Regions from separate parts of the Homo sapiens genome. Here region 1 is linked to region 2. A link is an interaction called in ENCODE POLR2A ChIA-PET data of the cell type or tissue named here. Cell type or tissue: GM12878. All regions are shown on one strand. Links, peaks and the distances in the headings refer to the core of each region. The heading gives the core; the rest is flanking DNA.

The links. Peaks named below come from ENCODE experiments on the same cell type or tissue, not always from the same donor. Only the 100,000 strongest peaks of a DNase experiment are listed, where the experiment ranks them.
Region 1: POLR2A ChIA-PET joins it to region 2 with 5 read pairs; 2 of 35 experiments call an interaction of 5 or more read pairs at or near these places.

What each region holds. Positions count from the first base shown.
Region 1 is chr14:60,936,780-60,947,267 of GRCh38, reverse strand. All of the region lies in intron 7 of MNAT1 (MNAT1 component of CDK activating kinase), which reads right to left. Among named protein-coding and RNA genes, the nearest start is that of TRMT5, 39 kb to the left of the region's middle. RefSeq lists a silencer at 2,883-3,177. In GM12878, for the core only: no CTCF peak of the experiment used is centred there; no DNase peak of the experiment used is centred there.
Region 2 is chr14:60,754,930-60,764,507 of GRCh38, reverse strand. The region is part of intron 1 of MNAT1 (MNAT1 component of CDK activating kinase); the gene reads right to left. Among named protein-coding and RNA genes, the nearest start is that of MNAT1, 25 kb to the right of the region's middle. In GM12878, for the core only: no CTCF peak of the experiment used is centred there; a DNase peak (open chromatin) is centred at 5,874.

The DNA.
Region 1 (10,488 bases), core at 2,095-7,094, 180 kb before region 2:
AATGGAGTAGTTCTGCTTTTGACTATTTTATATGTTGGGGTCCTAGGAAGATATTGTTTTTAAAAAAACAGCTGTGTTCCTTTAAAAAGTCTGAAAACGATTTGCTATGTACTGAATTGTGTTACCTCTACCCTTAAAATTCTTCTGTTGAAGCCCCTACTCTCAATGTGATAGTATTTGGAAATGGGGTCTTTGTGAGGCATTCAGGTTTACATGAATTCACGAGGGTGGAGCCTTCATGACTATATTAATGCCCTTACAAGAACAGATACCAGAGAACAAACTTGCTGTCTCTCTGCCACATGAGGACACAGATAGAAGGCCAGGAAGAGAGCCCTCGCCAGCAATCAAATCAGCCAGGACTTCCCAGCCTCCAGAATTATGAGAAATAGACTTCTATTGTTTAAGCCACTGAGTGTGTGGTATTTGGTTATAGCAGTTGAAGTAGACAAATAGACTATTACCATATAGCTTTAGAATCAAACATTTGATGTTAAATCCTACCCCCATAGTACTGGTCTCAGGAAAGGTATGTGGCCTGTTCAGGGTTGTTATAAATTATCAGGAACGATATACAAGAAGTGCCTAAAAAAGAGCCTACCATACACACAGGTACTCAATTAGTGATAGTGAATGAGAACAAAAGGTCAAGGAATGACTTCACACAATAACTTTAGCAGAGGAAGAAGAACTGGCCAAAAGGATTCAGAAGAAATCAGAGGAAGAAAAAAAAAACAAAAACAAAAACAAAAAGGAAGTAGTGTCATAAAGCAAATGAAAGATACAGTTTGAAGAATAAGAGAATGGTTCGATAGAAGGGTAAAATAAGAAAAGGACCGCAAGTTACCCACCAAATTTTGTAATTAGCAAGTCGATTGTGAATCAGCAAAATCAGATTCTAAGTAAAAGCCAAATTCCACTAGGTTTGGTGGATGAATCAGAAATAAGGAAGTAGAGAGAGCAAGTATAAGACTTTTTTCAAAGGTTTTTCATTGAATATGGAAGAAAGAGCAGTAGTCAGAGGAAGATTCAGGGTTGATGAAGCGACTATGTGGTTTTAAGATGGAAATTTGAGTATGTTCATGTTGTAAAGGAAATATTTCAACACAGAGAAGATGATCTCAATCTGAAAGAGGGAGGGAGACCAATTTGATGGTCTAATATCCCTGAGTTGAATCAAAAGTAGGCCATGGAACACAGGTGGTGGGACTGGCCTCAAAAGCAGGACAGGCCTTTCTGCCAATAAGAATGGACAGAAGGAGTTAGCAATGTGTACAAGTATGGACGAGTTTATAGTTAGAGTGTGGCTTTGGAGAGAATGTATTCATACATACGTTTTCTCTGTGTAGCATGTTGAAAAGTTAGTTGCTGAGTATAAAGAGGGGAAAGTGGAGTGGGAGATTTAGGAAACTGATGATGTGGGAAAGCCACTGTGGGATGTGAGAGAAGAAGCCACCGTATCTGTGTGCAAAATGATACCTGAATGGCACCAATCTGTTGTTTATGGGATCTTCTCCAGCTTCTCTCGGCAGAACTAATTTAACAATAATTCATACATGTTTTAAAATTTCTAATTATTATTTGTATTCAAATGTTATATATTGTCACAATATAACGAAAACACTAAAATACTAATGTATTTAATATAATTAAAACAGTAAAAATACTAATGTGTTCATAAGGAAGAAAAGATGTGATTATAAAGGAATTTTAGAAAGTGCCCCCAGTGGCCTAAGCCCTTCTCTCATGTAACAGAGAAAAATGACCAAAGATTTATTCAACTTTGAGACTGGGCCCATATTGTAAAGTGATTCCTATAAGGAATCTATTTGGTATTCAAATTTATTCCAAAGAAAAACAAAGAAAATAGATAGTTAGAATTCCTTTATATAAAGATGCTCTATTTTTTTTTTCTGGCAAAGGGCTCTGGATAGAGATAAAATTACCTGACTCCCCTCTTACATAATAAAAAGATTATCATGACACATTATAGACTCAAAAGATGGATTTAGAAAAAAAACTGAAAGTGCTGCCTGTGTCTCAAAAAAACATTTTGGGACACAATAGGAAGCTATAGGTTTGGAAATATTCTTAACCCCTGAAGTATACCTTGAACAAGAAAGTATACTACTAAGCTTTGAGTGAAAAGCACTTGAGCCTACATGATGATGGTAAGTGGTTCTTAGTAGCTTTGAAACTCTGATTCAGGTCTTCACATTAGCTGCTTAATTGCACTGACTGAATTTTTCATTAGCTGATGAAATATTTTATTAGCTTTGGGAAACTGCTATAATCATATTTACAGTAAGAGTTTTCTAAATATTTATTTCCTTGGAGCAAAGAGTTAACACTTTTTAAGAGCTATGTTTGCATGAAAACTCTTTGAGTCCTCTCATTATTTGTACATCTATGAATAATTCAGACAATAAAATGGAATAAAAATTAAAACCAGAGATAATTTCTCCTAGAAAATTATGAGTTCTAGAAAGTGAAATTAAAGTGCCTCGCTTACCAAAATCTTGACAATTTGAAGTTTTATAAGTTTATAAAATTTTATAATTTAGGCACTTCTTGTATATTGTTCCTGATAATTTATAACAACCCTGAACAGGCCACATACCTTTCCTGAGACCAGTACTATGGGGGTAGGATTTAACATTAAATGTTTGATTCTAAAGCTATATGGTAATAGTCTATTTGTCTACTTCAACTGCTATAACAAAATACCACACACTCAGTGGCTTAAACGATAGAAGTCTATTTCTCATAATTCTGGAGTCTAGGAAGTCCTGGCTGATTTGGTTGCTGGCGAGGGCTCTCTTCCTGGCCTTCTATCTGTGTCCTCACGTGGCAGAGAGACAGCAAGTTTGTTCTCTGGTAGCTGTTCTTATAAGGGCATTAATAGAGTCAGGAAGGCTCCACCCTCATGAATTCATATAAGCCTGAATGCCTCACAAAGGCCCCATTTCCAAATACTATCACTTCCATACAAAAGGACTATAGAAACTTACGATCTCTGATAAGGAAGGGCACCTGGCTGACCCTTTGTCATTTTCTTCAGGGTAAGAGTCAGTTAACTGTCTACTTTCTTAACACTACAAAATAGGAAACATTCTACCTCCTCTACTAGTTAATATATTCTGATTTGCTCACATTCCTGGTCCAAATCACCAGATGTACTAAATCATTAGTTAATTATAGAAATGCCAGGAACAACTGTAAAATAAGCATTTTAATACCCTTGCATAGTTTCTGGAATGACATTGCAGTTCTAGTTAGAAACCTATAATTTGTTCATCCTATATACAAAACTTATATGAATAACACTTAAGAATTCTATGATAATGCAGCTACTTTTAGTCCATGACTAAATCTTGCTTCGGTTATAATTAATCCTGGAAAATTCATTGCTTGAGAAGGCAGGGCTCCATATGGAGTTAACCTTGTTTTAAAACATGCTAACAGTCTCCCTTCCTCTCCATACCTTGCATAAATCTGAAAACTTAAAATGCTACATTCAAAAGATGTATATATTTTAAATTAGGCATGGGTGCCCTAGCAACCAGCAACATGGAGGGCAAAATAATGCATTTATTTGTTTTGGATAATTTTATGTCTCTGGTGGAAATGTTTAGGAATTAAAAAAAAAAAGAGAAACAAATCCTTCCACCTCTCCCCACTCCCTCACTGCCCACTGCCTGAACAGATAATTGACTCTAACGAGATGATATGAAAAACAAAAACAAACAGTTGAAAGATTAGCCAGAAGATGACCCTAATTCTGCTGTTTATAAGCCATATGGCCTGGGGCAAATGACTTTGCTTCAATTTCCCCACCTGTAAAATGAATGCAGCAATAATTATACTTGCCTTGCTTATCTCCTAGAATTGTAGTTAAGAATCAATGAAATGATGCTTTGAAACTGTGAAGTGCTCTGAAATTTTATGAGTGTTCATATTAGCAAAGGCACATTTACTCAGCTAATTTACAATTACTGTTTCCAGTAACAATTTAGAAAGTGACTCAGATCTATAGAAGTTAAATCTGAAAGCTGAATAATTTATTCAGTATGCATCAGAGGAACCACAATTGTTGATTTACAAATACACATGGTTCTCTGGGAGGCGGAGGTTGCAGTGAGCCAAAATTGCGGCACTGCACTACAGCCTGGGTGACAAGAGCAAGACTCCGTCTCAAAAAAAAAAAAAAAAAAGCGCACACACACACACACACACACACACACACACACACACACACACACACTACATGTGGTTCTAATTCAATTAATACAAACTTGTGGAAAGTCAAATGACAAGATAACTAAGAGATTATCAGCCCATTAAAAATACATCTGTAAATTAAGTGAATTATGATTTAGCTCTACTGACAAAAGCACTGCGACAGTGAGGTTAAACTTGATTTTGCAGTAGTAATGAATAATCCCAAAATTTCAGTAGCTTTACCAGAGGCTTATTTCTTGCTTACTTTAACATATGTTAAAGAAGCTTTAATTTTAATTTCTAAAATGCATTGTAGTGGTCATTTCTTATATTGCAAACTTGTATCTACTATTTTTTTATTCATAAAAATGGGCTGATTTTTACAAATTTTCGATTTAATATAAATATCACTGCAAAAGAAGGGCGCTAAATCAGAGGCTCTTAAACAAAGTCAAAGAAAACCTTACTGTTTTAATAACTGTCAACGATTGTCTTAGGCACTGATAGTGGAAAAAACAAATGTCAGTACCGCGAGATTACTATATGAATATCACTATTTTAAATAAGACTAAAAGAGTCCAAATTTACAAAAAAAAAAAAAAATTAAGAGAGAAATAACAATAAGGGCCCCTTTCTTGTGACAGCAAATGGTGATAGGATTTTTGGCACTGTAAGTAAAGCTTACTATCCCCCAGTTAGGGTTTTGCTTCTGGGCACTGCTTGAGGGCAAGATGGAAGAAGTCCAGAATGACAAGTTTTCCTGTGCTAACACTACTGGAATAAGCAGCAGCAGCAACAAATGGTTAAATAAAGATAGATGTGCTTTTTGGCTGAACTCTTTAAGACAGACAACTTAACGGTAATCATTTATATCAGAAAAAACTATTCCATTTAAAAGTATGTTTCCCTAAAAGTATTTTCATCAGCTTAAAATTTTTTTAGTGGAGTGTGGAAAAGAAGATATGAACCAACAATCCCTAACTTTGAATAGAGAAGCAGCTTTCATTTATTGACTTTTTTTTTTTTTTTTTTTTTTTTTTTTTGAGATGGAGCCTCATTCTGTCGCCCAGGCTGGAGTACAGTGGTGCGATCTCGGCTCACTGCAAGTTCCGCCTCCAGGTTTCATGCCATTCTCCTGCCTCAGCCTCCCGAGTAGCTGCAATTACAGGCGCCCGCCATTACGCCCGGCTAATTTTTTGTATTTTTAGTAGAGACGGGGTTTCACCATGTTAGCTGCGATGGTCTCCATCTCCTGACCTCATGATCCGCCCGCCTCAGCCTCCCAAAGTGCTGGGATTACAGGAGTGAGCCACCGCGCCCGGCCATTGACTTTTTTTTTTTTTAAGAAACAGGGTCTAACTCTATTGCTCACACTGGAGTACAGTGGCACAATCTTAGCACCAGCCTTGAACTCCTGGGCTCAAGTGATCCTCCCTCCTCTCCCTCCTGAGTAGCTAGGACTATAGGCGCATACCACCATACCTGGCTAAGTTTTGTTCTTTAAATTTTTGTAGAGATGGGTTCTTGCAATGTTGCCCAAGCTGGTCTTGAATTCCTGTCCTCAAGCAATCCTCCTGTCTTGGTCTCCCAAAAGGCTGAAACTACAGGTGTGAGCCAGTGTGCCGAGCCATCAGAAACTATTTCTTAACAAGGTAAATCTTTAAGGAGAACAAACTTTTGTTTCACCATTCTAGCTATAAGTGTGACTACATTTTAAACTATGTTATTGAAAGCATCCTAGTCAGTAGTATTGACCATAAATTCATTAATACAATTTCCTGAATCACAGGGACTAAGAGATCAAGGGAAAAATGGACTAGCCAGAGAAATATTTCCAGATGAGGAACAAAACAGTAATACAATTAAATGAATTTTTGATCTGTTAAATTCACCATTGTTTATTATTTAAATACCACATAATCACTAAAAACCATAAAAACTAGAAATAACAAAACTTCTATATACTATGAGAATAAACGGAATTTTATTAAATTACCAATACTTAACACAGGCATTTCCCAAAAACTTTTAAAGAATAATTCAAATATTAACACTAGGTGGGAACGTCATACAGTTAACATTATCTAGAGTTTCAAATATTTCAATAGAAACTATATATGACTAAAGTTCAAATCTCACTCTAACTTTTTTTTTAAATTGAGCTTCTCAGGCTATTCTAATTTTGACCCTTCTGATTCTGTAATGTTGAAGAGATTTGTGAGAAGGAATAAGGAAGAACTGAATTTTAAACCCATCCTTTTAGATATCTCATCATAAGTTTATTAAGCCATTGAATTCAGATAAATAAGTAAGAAAGCTTTGAGACAGACGGCCAGGTGCAGTGGCTCACGGCTGTAATTCCAGCACTTTGGGGGACCAAGGCGGGCAGATCATGAGGTCAGAAGATTGAGACCATCCAGGCTAACACAGTGAAACCCCCTCTCTACTAAAAATACAAAAAATTAGCTGGGCGTGGTGACAGGCACCTGTAGTCCCAGCTACTCGGGAGGCTGAGGCAGAAGAATGGCATGAACCTGGGAGGCAGAGCTTGCAGTGAGCCAAGATCGTGCCACTGCACTCTAGCCTGGGCAACAGAGCGAAAATCCGTCTCAAAACAACAACAACAAAAAATAAAGCTTTGAGACAGCCAAATGCCTAGGCAGATAAAAAGGGGTCTCCAGAGCCACTGCAAAAACATGCCAAATTGTAAAGACCATCGAGGCTAGGAAGAAACTGCATCAACTAATGAGCAAAATAACCAGCTAACATCATACTGACAGGATCAAATTCACACATAACAATATTAACCTTAAATGTAAATGGGCTAAATGCTCCAATTAAAAGACACAGACTGGCAAATTGGATAAAGAGTCAAGACCCATCAGTGTGCTGTATTCAGGAAACCCATCTCACGTGCAGAGACACACATAAGCTCAAAATAAAGGGATGGAGGAAGATCTACCAAACAAATGGAAAACAAAAAAAGGCAGGGGTTGCGATCCTAGTCTCTCATAAAACAGACTTTAAACCAACAAAGATCAAGAGAGACAAAGAAGGCCATTACATAATGGTAAAGGGATCAATTCAACAAGAAGAGCTAACTATCCTAAATATATATGCACCCAATACAGGAGCACCCAGATTCATAAAGCACGTCCTTAGAGACCTACAAAGAGACTTAGACTCCCACACAATAAAAATGGGAGACTTTAACACCCCACTCTCAACGTTAGACAGATCAACGAGACAGAAAGTTAACAAGGCTCTCCAGGAACTGAACTCAGCTCTGCACCAAGCAGACCTAATAGACATCTACAGAACTCTCCAACCCAAATCAACAGAATATACATTCTTTTCAGCACCACACCACACCTATTCCAAAATTGACCACATAGTTGGAAGTAAAGCACTCCTCAGTAAATGTAAAAGAGCAGAAATGATAACAAACTGTCTCTCAGACCACAGTGCAATCAAACTAGAATTCAGGATTAAGAAACTCACTGAAAACCACTCAACTACATGGAAACTGAACAACCTGCTCCTGAATGACTACTGGGTACATAACGAAATCAAGGCAGAAATTAAGATGTTCTTTGAAACCAACGAGAACAGAGAGACAACATACCAGAATCTCTGGGACACACTCAAAGCAGTGTGTAGAGGGAACTTTATAGGACTAAATGCCCACAAGAGAAAGGAGGAAAGATCTAAAATTCACATCTTAACATCACAATTAAAAGAACTAGAGAAGCAAGGGACAAACACATTCAAAGCTAGCAGAAGGCAAGAAATAACTAAGTCAGAGCAGAACTGAAGGAGATAGACACACAAAAAACCCTTCAACAAATCAATGAATCCAGGAGCTGGTTTTTTGAAAAGATCAACAAAATTGATAGACCGCTAGCAAGACTAATAAAGAAGAAAAGAGAGAAGAATCAAATAGATGCAATAAAAAATGATAAAGGGGATATCACCACCGATCCCACAGAAATACAAACTACCATCAGAGAATACTATAAACACCTCTATGCAAATAAATCAGAAAATCTAGAAGAAATGGATAAATTCCTTGACACATACACCCTCCCAACACTAAACCAGGAAGAAGTTGAATCTCTGAATAGACCAATAACAGGCTCTGAAATTGAGGCAATAATTAATAGCTTACCAACAAAAAGAAGTCCAGGACCAGAGGGATTCACAGCTGAATTCTACCAGAGGTACAAGGAGGAGCTGGTACCATTCCTTCTGAAACTATTCCAATCAGTAGAAAAAGAGGGAATCCTCCCTAACTCATTGTATGAGGCCAGCATCATCCTGATACCAAAGCCGGGCAGAGACACAACAAAAAAAGAGAATTTTAGACCAATATCCCTGATGAACATTGATACAAAAATTCTCAAAAAAATACTGGCAAACCAAATCCAGCAGCACAGCATATCAAAACACTTATCCACCATGATCAAGTGGGCTTCATTCCTGGGATGCAAGGCTGGTTCAACATACACAAATCAATAATCATAATCCAGCATATTAACAGAACCAACGACAAAAAACACATGATTATCTCAATAGAGGCAGAAAAGGCCTTTGACAAAACTCAACAACACTTCATGCTAAAAACTCTCAATAAATTAGTTATTGATGGGACATATCTCAAAATAATAAGAGCTATCTATGACAAACCCACAGCCAATATCATACTGAATGGACAAAAACTGGAAGCATTCCCTTTGAAAACTGGCACAAGACAGGGATGCCCTCTCTCACCACTCCTATTCAACATAGTGTTGGAAGTTCTGGCCAGGGCAATCAGGCAGGAGAAAGAAATAAAGGGTATTCAATTAGGAAAAGAGGAAGCCAAATTGTCCCTGTTTGCAGATGACATGATTGTATATCTAGAAAATCCCATCGCCTTGGCCCAAAATCTCCTCAAGCTGATAGGCAACTTCAGCAAAGTCTCAGGATACAAAATCAATGTGCAAAAATCACAACCATTCTTCTACACCAATAACAGACAAACAGCCAAATCATGAGTGAACTCCTATTCACAATTGCTTCAAGGAGAATAAAATACCTAGGAATCCAACCTACAAGGGATGTGAAGGACCTCTTCAAGGAGAACTACAAACCACTGCTCAATGAAATAAAAGAGGATACAAACAAATGGAAGAACATTCCATGCTCATGGGTAGGAAGAATCAATATTGTGAAAATGGCCATACTGCCCAAGGTAATTTATAGATTCAATGCCATCCCCATCAAGCTACCAATGACTTTCTTCACAGAATTGGAAAAAACTACTTTAAAGTTCATATGGAACCAAAAAAGAGCCCGCATCGCCAAGTCAATCCTAAGCCAAAAGAACAAAGCTGGAGGCATCATGCTGCCTGACTTCAAACTATATTACAAGGCTACAGTAACCAAAACAGCATGGTACTGGTACCAAAACAGACATATAGACCAATGGAACAGAACAGAGCCCTCAGAAATAATGCCACATATCTACAACCATCTGATCTTTGACAAACCTGACAAAAACAAGAAATGGGGAAAGGATTCCCTATTTAATAACAAATGGTGCTGAGAAAACTGGCTGGCCATATGTAGAAAGCTGAAACTGGATCCCTTCCTTACACCTTATACTAAAATTAATTCAAGATGGATTAAAGACTTAAATGTTAGACCTAAAACCATAAAAACCATAGAAGAAAATCTAGGCAATACCATTCAGGACATAGGCATGGGCAAGGACTTCATGTTTAAAACACCAAAAGCAATGGCAACAAAAGCCAAAATTGACAAACAGGATCTAATTAAACTAAAGAGCTTCTGCACAGCAAAAGAAACTACCATCAGAGTGAACAGGCAACCTACAGAATGGGAGAAAATTTTTGCAACCTACTCTTCTGACAAAGGGCTAATATCCAGAATCTACAATGAACTCAAACAAATTTACAAGAAAAAAACAAAAAACCCCATCAACAAGTGGGTGAAGGATATGAACACACACTTCTCAAAAGAAGACATTTATGCAGCCAAAAAACACATGAAAAAATGCTCAGCATCACTGGCCATCAGAGAAATGCAAATCAAAACCACAATGAGATACCATCTCACACCAGTTAGAATGGTGATCATTAAAAAGTCAGGAAACAACAGGTGCTGGAGAGGATGTGGAGAAATAGGAACACTTTTACACTGTTGGTGGGACTGTAAACTAGTTCAACCACTGTGGAAGTCGGTGTGGCAACTCCTCAGGGATCT
Region 2 (9,578 bases), core at 2,758-7,757:
AAACAAGGGACCAAAAGTATGGGTTCCAACCCAAATAGCCCATTAACTTCTGGCTGTTTGTGATAAGCTTTAAGACAATTAGCTTCACTATCTGATAGACAAAAACAGTCACTGGTATAGCAGACACAAAATCATAAACAAGAGAAAAGAAAGAATGTACTGAAGAAAAATGGCATTGATCTTCCAGAAAAAGAGGGCTACACCAGGATTATGTATTTTAAGTACATAAGTATATAACCCCTTTTATTTTTGAGCTTCAACATTATTGCAGAAAATAACATGTACACATAAACTTTTCACTTTACATATATAAGTAGTTTAACAGATATATCATACCACTAACAAATATTACATAACACTCTAAAAAGAGAACAATTAAGTCAGGCTTAACCGCATTAAAAAGTGATCATTAAAAGACAGTACTGTGTATAGCTAGCAAAATCAACTATTTTCCATGCTAGGCAATGACTCAAGAATTACAAACTGTCACCAATACCTGCATTAAACATAAACCCAGACAGTAAGCAATTGTCATGGAAAGATAAATCCATGTGACTATATCTCTGAAGCTTAAGCAAAACTAGTTTACATGAAGCAAAACAGTTTATTAAATAACCATATCTAAAGCAGCCCTTTGTTTTGACAATAAGTAATTTAATCATTTTTCCATCACTGTGGATCTAAAAGGTATGTTAAAATGTTATACTCCGCCAGGTGGATTAATATGGATTTATTAAATTATGCTTAGACTAACACTGCTTCCTGGTCATTGTAGTTCCAAATTAAAGATAATGATAGGTTTAGAGAAATAATTGTGCTCAATTATTACTCACCAAAAATTCTGAGTTTTCACTGCTTGATGACTTACACTAGAGTAGGAAGGCAGACGATACACACAGCACATTCATAAACTGGGATTTAACCGAGTGAAAATTGAACTGAAAGAACATTAAGGTCTCTAACCTTACTAAATTACAATGGAGTCCAATACATAAAATGCTTTAGTCAGGGAAAATTAGACAAGTCACTTAATCACTCTGTACCCTATTTTATTCATCTATAAAATAAAAATATGGACTAGATATTCTCTGAGATCTCTTCCAGCATAAAGAGCATATGATTCAAAGGAATTATTATATGTACCTATGCTGGAAAATAATAAACCACTCCACTTTAATTATTCATTTAAAATGATATAGGTTGTAGCTGCTGCATTTATTAAAAAGTCCTAACCAGCAATGCAGCAATGGCCATTTCATCTATAAATTAATTAAAGATAAATGATAAAGATAAGTGTGATCATTTTGAATCTCAGTAAGAAATTTCCATTAGCACCAATGAAAATTGTGTAAATTAACTCCCTACGCATGACTTTTTTCTTAACTTCCCTAATTTAGTTTAACTGGAGAAAAAGCCAGGTATGAATCTGCAGTGTTTCAATGCTGAAACAGCTTTAAAAGAAAAATATATTCTTTTATCTATTAAAATTAAGAAGTTGTACTAGATGATTTATAAGGTTCCTTTTGGCTTTAAAGTCCATACATGATAATAAGCTATCTCTGTACAACAACTGATAAACCAAACTGCAAACTGAGCTACAAGAAATTATGTTTTCTTTATTTTGTTTATATAAATTTACCACTGAGCTCAGTAAAAATTTCCGGCCAAGTGGTAGTCACAATTTAGTTTTTGGTTTAGCATATAGAAAAATTACTGACAAAATACCATAATGTAAGGGAAGGAAAAAAAAAGAATATCATAATCATTTTACCACACAATGTCTTTTTTTTTTTTTTTTTTTTGAGACAGAGTCTCGCTCTGTTGCCCAGAATGGAGTGCAGAGGTGTGATCTCTGCTCACTGCAGCCTCCGCCTCCCAAGTTCAAGCGATTCTCCTGCCTCAGCCTCCCGGGTAGCTGGAATTACAGGCATCCACCACCATGCCTGGCTAATTTTTGTATTTTTAGTAGAGATGACATTTAGTAGAGATGTCATTTAGTAGAGATGACATTAGTGGGCCAGGCTGGTCTCGAACTCCTAACCTCAGGTGATCCTCCCACCTCCACCTCCTAAATTGCTGGGATTACAGGTGTGAGCCACTGTGCCTGGCCACAGTGTCTTTACATACTTCCCATCATTCACTCTCCTGATAATCTATTTGAAACCACCTATAATCCATCATAAGATATTACAGAAAAGAATTCCCTAAAAATTTTTTCATGAAGCTGAGTCTTGCCCAGAAAGCAATAAATACATCAAATAATTCTTTAGGGTTTTTTCCTCCTGAGATTTTGGGATGAGATTTCTAAACAAAGAGAGATGATTATGGTGTCCCAAACTTCAAGTCACTGACTCAAATCAAAGCAGCAATTTGCTGTGTTAAAAGAGCAGATGATTGATGTAATAGGAAAAGAAGGAAGAAACTTGAAGAAAAATAGAATCAGTAAAACATGGGAAAAAGAAAAAATGAATATCTGATTTTTTAATGTTGCAATGTATAAAGCACTAGAATTAGAACGTACCAGTTCACAGATCTAGATAGTTTGATCCCACTTACAGCCGGGACATTAATTTATATATGCTAAAAACTGTCAAACCACACAAAATAGGTTAAATAACTAAATAACACATTTAAACAAAACCATTATTTACAAAACAAGATATAAGAAAGGGAAAGCAGCTCATAACACATTTAATTAGTGTTACACTTGATAAGGAAAGAAACCTAATTACTAGGGCAAAAGATAAGATCATTCTGTAACTATGAATATGTTTGGCACATAGTCTTACCCAAATATTTGTTGAATAAAAGCAGCAGTGAAGACTGTAAAAGGAAAACATAACCCTAAAAAGAAACATGCAATAAAGGAAATATAACCTAAACAAAGAGAGCTGCTTTGCAACTTTTTGAAAATATCTAAATTTAATAAGCATCAACATAAATTTTTCAGTGCTGTCATAGTTTAAGCTACTACCTTAGTGCTAAGGATTGAAAAATAAACAATTTGAAAACCTGAAAATTAGATAATCCCAAACTTTAAAAGTCACTTTCTTCTCCTCAATTATTAAGGGCTCTCAGGTAAATTATAGTTTTCACTTAGAGAACACTGTTCAAAGAGTTCCTACTTGAAGGTTACCCTGAAATGTTTGTCTTAGTTAAAACTCAAATGTATTGTGGTATTGTGATTTAAGGGCCAAGTGAATATCAAATGATTGGTGACCCCAGATGACTATCTGAACTTGACTATTCCTAGAATCTGGTATGTGGATAACCTTCTACAACAGGGAACCCTTCCAACCCTAACTTAACTCAGTCTGTGGGCAAAAAAAAGTACCACAAGCCAGTACACGTTGCTTCACACTCTAAATTAAATAAATAGATCATGACACACAATCCATGCCCAAAAACAAAGAAGTAAACACATTACATATTAATACATTTTCCAAAGGAGTTATTCATAAGCGTCTAGCAAGAAAAAAAGTACAATGGCCAAAAGAGTTGAGAAAAATTCATTTTCTTGCACCCAAAATGTGCAAAATCTTTGGTTTTCTTTGTGATATTTTGGAGACTTTGCTAAAGCTGCTGTTGAATGAGAACACCTAGGCTACCATCATGAAAATCAATAATGCACCTGGTAAGAACACAAAAGACTGACTCACCTGTGTGGAATCCATTAGCCTTTGAATAAGCCCAAGTCTGGTACCAGAGGGCACAATGTACTTTCTACCAGACAAGAGGAGAACGATTTTTCCTTGTCCTGCTTTCCAGCTGCCCAAAGAATAGATCTCATAGTAATTGTAATATGACTCTTTTACAGAAATAAGAGGTGGATAAAGTGCTTACAAACAATAGCTATTTCATACAATTGTATTTCTAAATTTTCTTTCAGACTTTTATTGCTCAGAAAGTTAAATAATGTTAAATGAAAACTTTAACCTGTGTGTTTGCTTAAAGCACAAACATTAAGAAAAAAAATGCTTTATGTCTGTATTCTTACAATCATATTGGAGACTTGCTGCTAAACACAAATATGAAAGGCAGTGAGGTGTTAATTGTAACCCCAGTGAGTTAAAACTAATAGAGCCTTTATGAAATCCTGCATGTTACGCAAGTGTGGTGGGGGAAAGGCACTTTTGTACACTGTTGCAGGGAATTAACCAGTGCACTTTAAAAAAAAATTAGAAAGAGCTATCAAAATTTCATATTTCTAAATTTCCATCAACAGAAGCAATATCCATATAAAGAAATATTACCTGCTAAAAAGGAGGTAAAGCATATGCTGATACTCAAAATCTACCACTAACTGAAAAAAAAAGGTAAAGGTATAGTATGATTCCATTTCTGCAAATTTCAAATAATATGACCATATCATTTCATTAATGCATAAGTTTATATTGTCCACTTGGAATAGATATATTTAATTGTACCAAAACTGTTTGCAACTTTAATCTTTCACATTTCAGTTTCTCTCACTTCATATTCTCCCTACCCAAGCTGGCTTGAATTTTCTACTACTTAAATAAATTCTAATCAGAAGACCTACTTCCATATTATACTATGCTCTCTGGGCAGAACAGAACTTTAAATAAGTAAAAACTGTTCTTATAATTTAAAAAAATTTCTTTTAAATAATAGAATGATTATAAATATTTGACCTAAGGCTAGATATGATTTTATTAACAAATCATCCACTAGAGAAATATTATGCATAAAGCAGTTTTACTTATAAGTCTAATTTCTTTAACTTAGGCCTAACTAACACTTACAAAGCAAAGATTAAGTACAGTATACCTGCAATAAATAGTATGGCATGTAGAAAGTTACTTTTTAAACAACAACAGGAAAAGTCTCCTTTTGAGAAGGTTATTGGTATACCTTCTATTCAAAGCATCAACAATTTCCAACATTCATCAAACTGGCCAACTAAAGAATGCATCTCATGTTAATGATGGCTACTCATCAACTCCATGCTGTTGAGAATATGGAGCCAAAATGTTACCAGATCTAGCAGTTTTTCAACAAAACTGAGAGATCCAAATTTTTACATGATGTCTCCTCATTTTTACATGTTGGCAACTAATTCATTTTTTGTTTTGTTTTAATTTAAATGCTGTGCAAGCCAACACTCCAGGGCCAAACAAAATTAATTTCACCCTCAGGTTTCAAGTTTCAATCTCTAGGAAAGGTGCTGGAAGCTGAGGAGAGAGAGAAGAAAGAAAAGTAAAATAGGCAGAGACCAGACCAGAAAAATCTTTACATGATAAGCTAAGGAATTTGGATTTTTAGCATATATTACAGTAGCATTTTTCAGGCTTATATTTCTTTAATAACAGAACTCTTTCTTCATACTAAATGTTACCCAGAAACCTAATATGTAAACAGATAAATGGAGACTGCTCTAGTTTAAGGGATGACAATGAGCAGCTGCCTCAAACAATCTCTCAGAGTTTCAGTTTGAAATCTCTCAGGCAACACAGTTTGAAAATACTGAACTACAGGATGATGTGGGGTCTGTGTGTCAGGGATTACATAAAGCCAGAGGAAAACGTGGTGCGTCTTCCTAAAACATCAATTTTATGCAAAGGTTAGGGGTATGAGATAAAAAATTAGGAAGGCATATACTTTTTGTTTTAATACTAACAGAAAATATTAAAAAATTAAAATCTTACATGCATTTTTAAGGTCAACCAAAACTTCAAAGGGGCTTTCAAAGCGACACTTCTAGTTGCACCTCCAGACAAACTAGGGGTACAAATTTGTTTTCCTCCATTGTTAATGTTACTTTTTAAAATGTGAGAAGCATTGGTGGAAGACACAAGAAACCACCAAAGAAGTTTAAGCAGGAAGTATCATGGTTAAAAGGGGAAGACTATTTTTTGTTTTGTTTTCTGAATTTGGGGGTTTTTTTTTGGAGGGTTGGGAGGAGTGGGCGGTAGTAAGCAGTATCCATGTTAATTAAGCTTGAAGCAGTCCTCGGCCAGGAGACAGTTGAAATAGTCCAAGTGGACCAGGCAACGTGGCTCACACCTGTAATCCCAGCACTTTGGGAGGCTGAGGTGGGAGGATCACTTGAGCCCAGGAGTTCGAGACCAACCTGGGCAACACAGTAAGACTCTGTCTCTACAAAAAGATAAATTAGCCAGGTGTAGTGGCACACACTTGTAGTTCCTGCTACTGAGGAGGCTGACATGAGAGGATTGCTTGAGCCCTGAAGTCAAGGCTGCAAGAAGCCATGATCTTGCCACTGCACTCTCACCTGGGCAACAAAGCAAAACCCTACCTCAAAAAGAAAAAAAAAAAAAAGTCCAAGTAGAGATAAGGAAGACATAGACTACAAGGGGAATAGGATAAAATCTGTAATTTGGAAGTTATTAAGGAGACAGTTATGGGCACAACTTCGTAGGGCTTAGAAATAAGCCTAGTACATATAGTATGACCTCAGATTTCTTATTTGAATATCTGGTATATTTGTTGGTCCCACTGCCCTCTACCATCTAAATTATGCTCCTTAGATGGTTCCAACAACACTCATCATAACAATTATTGTAGTGTATTGTAACATTTTGTTTGTCTATCTTCCATACTTAGCAATGAGACCTCAGGGCAAAAATTACCTCTGATTCAACTTTGCATCATCAACTCCTTGTACACAGGAAGTCATAAAATAAAAATTACAAAATAAGTAAAGCATCAGAATCAATACACTGCCAAGAGCAGAAAAAAACCTAAAAGCACGGAAATGCATGAACAGTTTTCTCCTATTTCCTATTCTACATATGTTCTAGTTAAGGACAGAAAGGGAATCTCTGTGACTCATCAGTATTTCTCAGACAAATGCCACAGGGGTAAAAATTTGGAAAGTATTAACTGAAACTAAATTATAGTTTGTCTCCTATATTCTGATGTAAACTAGGAGTAACATGAATGATATTCTAGGAAATCTTGCCCTAAAGCCCTAAGCTCATAGCTGCTGTTTGGTTCAAATGCTTAGGAACAGTCTATTAAAAATATCTTTGAAACAAAATATAACTTTATCAAACAAGACATTTCAGTGTCTCAATTGATGACCAGAAAATGTCAAACATTCTAGCCTGTGTGTGGGTGTGTGTGGACAATAAAAAAAAATGCACTAAAATACTGCAAAATCTGGAACTGCATTTAGATAAAATTTTCATAGTGGCTTGATACAGTCTATATATTAATATAACTTGGAATTATCACCAAAAACTGAGGAAAGAGGTAAATAAGAGTAAGAAACTGTCAGATCAGTATGTATTTCCATCTCAAACACCAATCCCTCCAGATTCCACAAAATAAATTACTCCATACACCGTTAGTTTTAAACAGGAAATTTTTAGCTTCTTAGTACTCTGTGTTATGTTTCTGAACAACTTCTGCAGTACCAGAAAGTTGCATATGATTTCTTCAAACTAACAAGTCAAATAGCCTGTTCTCTCTCAGTGAAATGTGAGAGCCAGTCACTTGGGAACTCACAGCTGATGACATCTTAAAATCAAGTTCTAGTCCAGGTCAAATACACTAATGGTTTAACCAAGCCAAAAACTAAATTCAAGAGAAACTGTAGGCTACTACTTAAACTGGAAGTGAATATCCTGTTGTCATTTACCTCCAAATACAAGACAGCATGATTGATTTTGCCCAAAAAAACGCAAGGGCATTTATACATTTTAAAAAGAAACTATATGGCATCAAAATAGACATGGCTCTATTTTGTAAAACACATTTCTGTATTAATAATTAAATCCCCAAAAGACCACAGCTTTAGGCCACAGGTATATAGCCAGAAAGAGCACATGAATGACACCTTTGTGAGTCAAATGGTATCTTCCCAGTAACACTAAAACTTTATACTTGCTTTATTTTCATTTTAATTGATTTCCAGTTGGCAGAAGTTCCTACCACTTACATCAAGATTTTTCCATCCTCCAGCTTAACTGTTAAATGGTAAGCAATCCATAAGACACTGTGAAGTATAAAAATATACTATTTTTTAAAATTCTTCCATGATCACTCTTGAATATTCAGCCTCCTTAGTAATGGGAAAAGCACTTCTTAGCTCATACTCTATAAAAGTTCAGAATTTCATGTACAATAACGCATGTTCCAAGAGTAACAAAACATTATCTGACAGTAACTTTTCCAGACAAGTGTAGCATACTCCAAAATGCAGAAGTTCTATTCTAAACTTTTTTCAATATAACTCTGTCTTTAATGCATATGTTCAACAAATGTGTATGGTTGTGTACTATCACTGAAACTTTCCTTAATGACATAGACAGCTCGTTATGAACAGAGGTTCCCACATTGTGCTATATGTAAGTTAACAAAACTCAATCTTTCTTATCCCATAGTCCATTAAATAGGCTATCAAATAATCTAAGCATCATAATGAAAGAAATAAAAAGTCTACATTTCCCAAAAAAAGACAAGTATTTACGTTTCAGAAGCATTACACAATGGCATCACATCATGTGCATACTTACACAAATTCACTTATATATGTTCAGCAAAAAGAGACAGAGATACATTTTTAGAAAGCGGTCCCATTTCCCCAGCCTCTCCTCTCAGTGACTATCTCTATACCCCAGAGTAATCATAAAATGAGAGATGTCACTCTGCTGTTCCCTCTGTTGCACTCAGTTTCAATGCCTCTCCTAGGACAAGCATCTTATTGGACTATATATGACAGTGTTTAAAGGTAAGTCTTTTCAGTATAATGCCAAAACAAGAGCCAATTACTTCATCTGCTGTTCAGGTGAGGAATACTGATTTATTACTATGCTGGAAGGAAAACTGGCTGCGCTAGGTTTAATGAAAAATTATTTACCCATATGGACAATTTCTGATCCTTAATATTAAGGGTAATCTTCACTATATTTTCTGCTTTACATGACTTTAGAATACAAATTCCAGGCTGTGTGCAGTGACTAGCCTACAATCCCAACACTTTGGGAGGACGAGGCAGGAGGATGGCTTGAGCCTAAGAGTTCAAGACCAGTATGGACAACAAAGCCTGACCCTGTCTCTACAAAAAATAAAAAATTAGGCCAGGCACAGTGGCTCACGCCTGTAATACCAGCACTTTGGGAGGCCAGGGCGGGTGGATCATGAGGTCAGGAGATCAAGAACATCCTGGCCAACATGGTGAAACCCCGTCTCCACTAAAAATACAAAAAGTAGCCAGGTGTGGTGGCACGTGCCTGCAGTCCCAGCTATTCTGGAGGCTGAGGCAGAAGAATCACTTGAACCTGGGAGGCAGAGGTTGCAGTGAGCTGAGATCACTTCACTGCATTCCAGCCTGGGCAACTAAAAAAAAAAAAATTAGGTAGGCATGGTGGCACACACCTATAGTCCTAGCTACTTGGGAGGTTGAGGCAGAAGGGTTCCTGAGCCCAGAGGTTTGAAGTTACAGTGAGCCGTGATCATGCCACTGCACTCTAGCCCAGGCAACAGAGTGAGATTTTGTCTCTGGAAAAAAAAAATACGTATATACAAATTCCACATAAGATTCAACTCCACTGTATTTCTTACTTACAGAAACAAATCTATTAACAAGG